Linked DNA regions of Homo sapiens: region 2 is linked to region 1. The links are chromatin contacts, found by Hi-C or POLR2A ChIA-PET in ENCODE. All regions are on one chromosome and are shown on one strand. Each heading gives the region's core, a stretch centred on a gene start or an enhancer-like site at or near the end of the contact. The rest is flanking DNA. Distances are from core to core; before and after follow the strand shown.

Region 1 (3,409 bases), core at 278-2,777:
TGGGAACTGACAATTCTCCTTCCATTTCCTCTCTCAGTGTGGCTCTTGGGTGTTTGGTTAGCAGAAGGGGATAGGAAGATAATACGGTTTATTTATAGGCTCCCTTTTCCTTTCGGGGAAAAAAAAAATCACCCTTTCCTACTAAGAGTATGGCAGAGGAGGGATTTTTAGTGTAATGGAAAGGCAATAGACACGATAATCCGGAAGATCAGAAAGATGATCTGTCTCAGCCCTATCACATAGACAGCTGGGCAATTTAAGAATGTGTCTCACCTAAAACATGGGACCCAGGGCAGGAAATGAAGGTAGCACCAGGAAGTGCACTCTCTTACTTTCAGTGAAAACGTTCTTGCCTGTGAGGAGCTAATATTGAGTGACACTCTATTACACCCCTAAATGGCGCTACACGCTGCGGCCACTCTGTTGACTGTTCATGTTAACACTCACACAGGTGTCACAGCAAACAACCATCAATGCTACTTCTAAAGTCGCCCGGTTCCATGAGGAAAAGACCACATGCTTTGTACCACCCAGGCCCAGGCCGTTCATAGGTAGGGGCTTAGCTGACGCCTTTTGAGATACTATGTTTCTCTGCGTCCTGGAAGTTAAGCTAGGGTTGTTTTCCTTTATATACTCCGATTTTTAAAAAAAATTTCTCTGCACTACCTCTTTACCACTGTGGATCTAAACCTTATAATCTAAACCACACCCTCAGCAATCGGAACAGAACGGAAGTTCCCACTCCAGGAAATCTTGAGAAGGTTTGGGAGGGTCAGGAGTGGCACGGGAAAGGAAAAGTCTGGTCAAAATCAAGTCTGTTTAAGTCCGTCGAACCTACTTCCAGGCCATTTGGTTTTCCGTCTCCTGCCCTGCTGGTCTTTCAGGCCACTCGGCCGGCGCCGAGGTGATTTAACACCTGCCGCCGCAGGCCCCGCCTCCGGACTGCGGGTCCGGATCCCTCTCCTAGGAAAGCGCAAAGGCTGCCTTCACAGTCACCACTTTGGAGACGTTGCCTCCGCGCCCTTCCTAACTTTGGAAGCTAAAAATGAGGGGGGGTGGAGGAGAGAGAAGGCCGTGCGGAAAAAGAGCAAGGTTGTCCCCCCTTCCCAGGGCCGCCCCCTGGCCGAGTCGCCGGCAGCCGCCTCCAGCTCCAGCCCGTCCTCCTACAGCCGCGGACCCCGTGCCCAGGGCGCTCCGCGGAGGTGGGATGCGAGCGGCCTCCGGAACCAGCCTCGACCAAGGCAGCGCCCGCGACCGCCGCTCCTTCGCGGGATCGGGCCTGGCTGCCCCGTGAAGGAGCCCATGGGGGCCTCCGCCTCCCCGCGGCCGGCCCCGCCTCCAGCCCGCAGCTCCCCGGCCGCCGTCGGAGCCCTTACCCGCAGAACGTGGTAGCCCTCGGTGCCCCCGCCCGGGATCTCGACGCTTTGCGAGGAGCCCATGGCGGCGGGCGATCGGTGTGGCCGAGCCGGGCTCCGCGCTGCTCCCGCCCCCAGCGCACCGCCTGCTCTAATCCTCCGCGTAGCACTTGGGACGTGGCACTCGCTGCCGCCGGAGAGCCGGGCCGCACAGCCCGCCGGGAGATCGTCTCTGCTGCAGCCCGGGCCGCTGCGACGCCGCAGACAGCGCCACCTGCCGCGAGCCACTGGAAGGGGCCCGAGCGCTCGCGGGCCGGGAGGGCGGAGAGGGAGGGCCGGAGGAGGACTGGGAGGCACCGCGTCGTGCTCGCGAGAGAACAGAAATGCGCTTCCCCCAGCTTTGGCGCCTTGCTACGGGGCCCTGGATTGGACTAGATTTATGCAGACGCGTTCCCGCTCGCCTGAAAGAACACATACTTGGTTGCAGGTCCCCCTGGTGGCCAGAGGCGGGGAAAGGGCTGCTGATGAACAGGAGCGAACTCAACACACACCAAGCTCTCTGTTCTCCGGGTGTGTAGGTATTTTCCCAAACTGTACAGCTGAGGGGAATAGTGGCCTCCTGTGGGCTGCCTAGCATCTGCTCAGCTAAATTTTATAAAAGGAAACGCTCCCTTTATAAAACAGTAGTCTCACAGAGTCACCTACCAACTTCTTTTTTGGTTTGGGTTTGTTTTTTTTTCTTCCTCCCTAATTGTGAGAATAAGATTAGAGGATTGGTCATAATCAGAGCGATGCCAGCGTGGGAAGCACGGTTGGATTTCCCTGGCATTCCACCACCTGCTGCTGCTCGGTTCCCCGTCCTACCTCCTTCAGGTAGCCAGGTCGTATTCATGCTTATTCCGTTGTCGTATTCCGTTGCTGCTTTTGCCCCTTACGTGTACTCCCTCTGAAACCCCTAGTTGCTTTGTGGTCAGTTGGACTGATGTTGCGTCAACCAGGTATTATGTGGATTCCTATGTGATGCAATGTAAAGTACGTGCTATCGCCCATGAAGTATTCTAGCCCAAGGTGGTTAACTTGCCTCTATGGCATCTTGAGTTTGATGTTTACAGGAAGTAAGGGGAATTGAGGAGCAAGTAAAATGACACCACAGGGAACCAGGCAAATACAGGAAGTGGGCCTTCCTTCAGGACAGCTGGCCAGTTCTCTTTGTCGAGTCAGAGTCCTATGAAAGGGCCTATGCCAGATTAAAAGGAACCCGAAGAATATAACCAAGAGACACATTGCAAGGGCTTGAGTTGGGGGCCAACTTGGAGAAATAAGCGTAAAGGACATTTTTGGTTCATTTGGAGAAATTTGAATATGTACTGAGTATTAGAAGAGTAGTTATTCACATGGAAACGTGGAAATTATTGTCTTTTTTAAAAGCTGGTTACAAGACGGGATGTGTCTGTAGACAAAATGAAAAACATGTCCTCAAAATACAGATTAATATGTATGTATGCATATGAAGATGTGGGAGGAGAATATGAACCAAGGGTTACAGTGGTGATCTCTGGGTGGTGACAGAGATATTTTATTTTTTGTTTTGGCTGGTTCCATATTCTATGATGCTCATGAAGTGCTTTTGTAATAAGAAAATATTATTTAAAATTTAAAAATAATTTTCTTTGCTATCGGTAAGTGAATAGCAGATTTTTAGGAGGCCTAATAAATCCATAAATCCATAAATGAAATCTCCAGTTATTAGGCTCCTCAAGGACAGGGTCTGCAGTGGAGTTGGCTCTATGTTCTTGATATTTACCAGAATGCCTAGCAGCTAATTCAACAAATTAATACATTTAATGCAAGAGAATAAATGGAAGAACTAGATCTAATTATAATGTTCTCATTCTGCTTGGCAATTATAACCCTCTTTATGATGGAAGCTGCTGCCATGTTCAGTGGTCAAAATTTTTGGACCAGTTGTCTCCCATATGTCTGATGGCAGCCGCGGCCTATAGAACCCAGGCTGTGGATCGTTGGTGGTCCATGGGCAAGTCCAGCCCTTCCTT
Region 2 (3,409 bases), core at 616-3,115, 6.6 Mb before region 1:
GTGACTATTACCTACTGAACTTAGCTTTGGAATTTCATGATTCAGCTGCTTCTTATCTAGCTGTGTCATCTCAGGCAAGTTGCCTAATCTTTCTGATTCACATGTTCTTCATCAGTAATATGCAGAATACAGGGTGGTTATTATGATTAGAAATAATATATATAGGTGGTCTAATAGAATGTGATGCAATATGGTTGGTGTTGGCTCCAAAATTTATATGTAGAAAAGATTTATGAACAGCAATACTGTTGAAGAGGCAGTAAGGTACCTGCATTGAAGTATTTAATTATATAGCAAAGACATGCTCTGACTTGGACTGTTTATCATGGGTGGTAGTGAGGCCAATGGACATCATGGAAGACTACAAAAGACAATGCTCTGTCCCAGGCCACCATATGATAGATGTTAATGAATTACAACTATTATTGTTACCTTGAAAACTACACTATTTACAAGTACCTCACTGGGATAAGCCAAATTCATATTTTGCTATCTTGTCTATGTCCCTAATTCTTGATTGAAAAATTGTATTTATTCTCCCTTAAAGTCTATGGTCTCCAGGTCAGTTTATCTAGGGGTATTTTTTAAATTGGTGATTAAATATAATTTTATGGAATAATTAAGCCCCTAGTTTTTCACAGCCCCATCATGGCCACTAATAAACTGAAAAAAAATTATACAAAAATAGCCCCAGGATAATAACATGGAATCTACAGCATCTATTCCAAATATATAACAAAGAATGAAAGAAAACCCAGAATGATATCTTGTACAGTCTAGCAAACCTGCATAGAAATCTTCAAACTAAGAATCTGGAAAAAAAATTAAAGTGTAGGCAATCTTTTCTTATTTTAACAGAAGAAAATCCATATTTATCAGTTCAATATCCAAAATCCCTAGAAGGCTGAAAAGTACAAACTGAGCATGTGTGTCTCTCACACACCCACACATCACTGGCTGACTAATTTAGTAGTTAAGAGAGAAGAGTAAAAATGCATAGGGAAAGGAGCACATTTTAATGTCTTGGATTTTCCCCTCTTGGAAAAAACTGAAGTCATGCATTTCTCCAACGTTTCTACCTAGTAGTGAAAGTTGGAACTCCAGCGCAATGGGGATGGCCAAGGGTAAACGCCAATATATACTCAGTAATATTTGTTGTTACGGGAAAAAAGAGCGGGAGATACTTGGACCTAAAACCGAAACTCTCCCAGTACCAATCAAGATTCACAGTCCTTTTTCCTCATTAACCTCTGGAAACCACCAAATTAAGGATTCCTGCTCGCCGCTCTATTCCGTTCTTACAAACTGTGCCCTCGGGGTAGTGCAAAAAAGAACGTGCTCTAATTCCAGGGTAATTCCAAGAGATAACTCGCCTTTTGCCATCCCGGTTCTTTTACTGAAACTAAACCAAAAGCCAGCATTATTATCGACCACACCGTGTACCAGGCTCAAAATCGCCAGGAACATGGGGCCGGAAACCTTCCTCCGCCGCGCCAGAGACCACGGTGCCATAACAGACACAGTGAGCGCCCCTCATCTTTAAGAGGCAGGGAAGGAGAGTTACCCTGCACCCCCACGGGCCGCCGGTTCGGTAGGTACAGCCGGGACTACGTCTCCCAGCATGCAGCGCGGCTACGACCCGCGCCGCGGAACCACTGGAACGGTGCATGCCGGGACGAGTAGATTCAGTCTCTGAACGGCCCGGAGTAGTCTTTCCCCTCCTGAATGCCGCCACTCCGCAGTCCAGAGTATTTGAAGATCAAGCTGAAATTGAGAGACTGACGAGAGTGGTCCCTTTTTGTTCCTAACAGATTTCTTGCGACAAGGAAACCGGCAGTCTTCCGCTTCCGGTTGCTCTGTTGCCATAGTAACCGCACCCATAACAGCCGTGGTGGTTATGGCTGGCCTGAGCGGCGCGCAGATCCCCGACGGGGAGTTCACCGCGGTCGTGTACCGCCTCATCCGCAATGCACGCTACGCCGAGGCGGTGCAGCTGCTGGGCGGAGAACTGCAGCGGAGCCCTAGGAGCCGCGCCGGCCTGTCGCTGCTAGGCTACTGCTACTACCGCCTGCAGGAGTTCGCGCTGGCGGCCGAGTGCTATGAGCAGCTGGGCCAGCTGCACCCGGAACTGGAGCAGTACCGCCTGTACCAGGCCCAGGCCCTGTACAAGGCCTGCCTTTATGCGGAGGCCACCCGGGTCGCCTTCCTTCTCCTGGATAACCCCGCCTACCACAGCCGGGTCCTCCGCCTGCAAGCTGCTATCAAGTACAGCGAGGGCGATCTGCCAGGGTCCAGGAGCCTGGTAGAGCAGCTGCCGAGTAGGGAAGGGGGAGAGGAAAGTGGGGGCGAGAATGAGACCGATGGCCAGATCAACCTGGGTTGTTTGCTCTACAAGGAGGGACAGTATGAAGCTGCATGCTCCAAGTTTTTTGCCGCCCTGCAGGCCTCGGGCTACCAGCCTGACCTTTCCTACAACCTGGCTTTGGCCTATTACAGCAGCCGACAGTATGCTTCAGCACTGAAGCATATCGCTGAGATTATTGAGCGTGGCATCCGCCAGCACCCTGAGCTAGGTGTGGGCATGACCACTGAGGGCATTGATGTTCGCAGTGTTGGCAACACCTTAGTCCTCCATCAGACTGCTCTGGTGGAAGCCTTCAACCTTAAGGCAGCTATAGAATACCAACTGAGAAACTATGAGGCAGCTCAAGAAGCCCTCACTGACATGCCACCCAGGGCAGAGGAAGAGTTGGACCCTGTGACCCTACACAACCAGGCACTAATGAACATGGATGCCAGGCCTACAGAAGGGTTTGAAAAGCTACAGTTTTTGCTCCAACAGAATCCCTTTCCTCCAGAGACTTTTGGCAACCTGTTGCTGCTCTACTGTAAATATGAGTATTTTGACCTGGCAGCAGATGTCCTGGCAGAAAATGCCCATTTGATTTATAAGTTCCTCACACCCTATCTCTATGACTTCTTGGACGCTGTGATCACTTGCCAGACAGCTCCTGAAGAGGCTTTCATTAAGCTTGATGGGCTAGCAGGGATGCTGACTGAGGTCCTCCGGAAACTTACCATACAAGTACAGGAAGCAAGACACAATAGAGATGATGAAGCTATCAAAAAGGCAGTGAATGAATATGATGAAACCATGGAGAAATACATTCCTGTGTTGATGGCTCAGGCAAAAATCTACTGGAATCTTGAAAATTATCCAATGGTGGAAAAGATCTTCCGCAAATCTGTGGAATTCTGTAACGACCATGATGTGTGGAAGTTGAATGTGGCTCATGTTCTGTTCATGCAGGAAAACAAATACAAAGAAGCCATTGGTTTCTATGAACCCATAGTCAAGAAGCATTATGATAACATCCTGAATGTCAGTGCTATTGTACTGGCTAATCTC

Evidence for each region. A loop is a pair of places that touch in the nucleus more often than their neighbours do. ChIA-PET counts read pairs that join two places held with the same protein, here RNA polymerase II (POLR2A). Pooled maps may share reads with other maps.
Region 2: a loop to region 1 is called in a map of naive thymus-derived CD4-positive, alpha-beta T cell, with 9 times the contacts of the local background. The contact joins the promoter of IFT70B here to the promoter of GORASP2 in region 1. A Hi-C loop is called at or near these places in 1 of 168 maps with a recorded cell type or tissue (naive thymus-derived CD4-positive, alpha-beta T cell) and 5 of 50 pooled maps. POLR2A ChIA-PET finds 5 or more read pairs at or near these places in 1 of 52 experiments (CD4-positive, alpha-beta T cell).

Annotation. Positions count from the first base shown.
Region 1 is chr2:170,927,371-170,930,779 of GRCh38, reverse strand. It overlaps GORASP2 (golgi reassembly stacking protein 2), which reads right to left and starts at 1,527. Exons shown (of 10, transcript NM_015530.5): 1 at 1,377-1,527. The coding sequence starts at 1,439. RefSeq lists a silencer at 1,049-1,748.
Region 2 is chr2:177,551,252-177,554,660 of GRCh38, reverse strand. It overlaps IFT70B (intraflagellar transport 70B), which reads left to right and starts at 1,865. Exons shown (of 1, transcript NM_152517.3): 1 at 1,865-3,409. The coding sequence starts at 1,898. RefSeq lists enhancers at 1,599-1,888, 1,257-2,060, 2,061-2,865.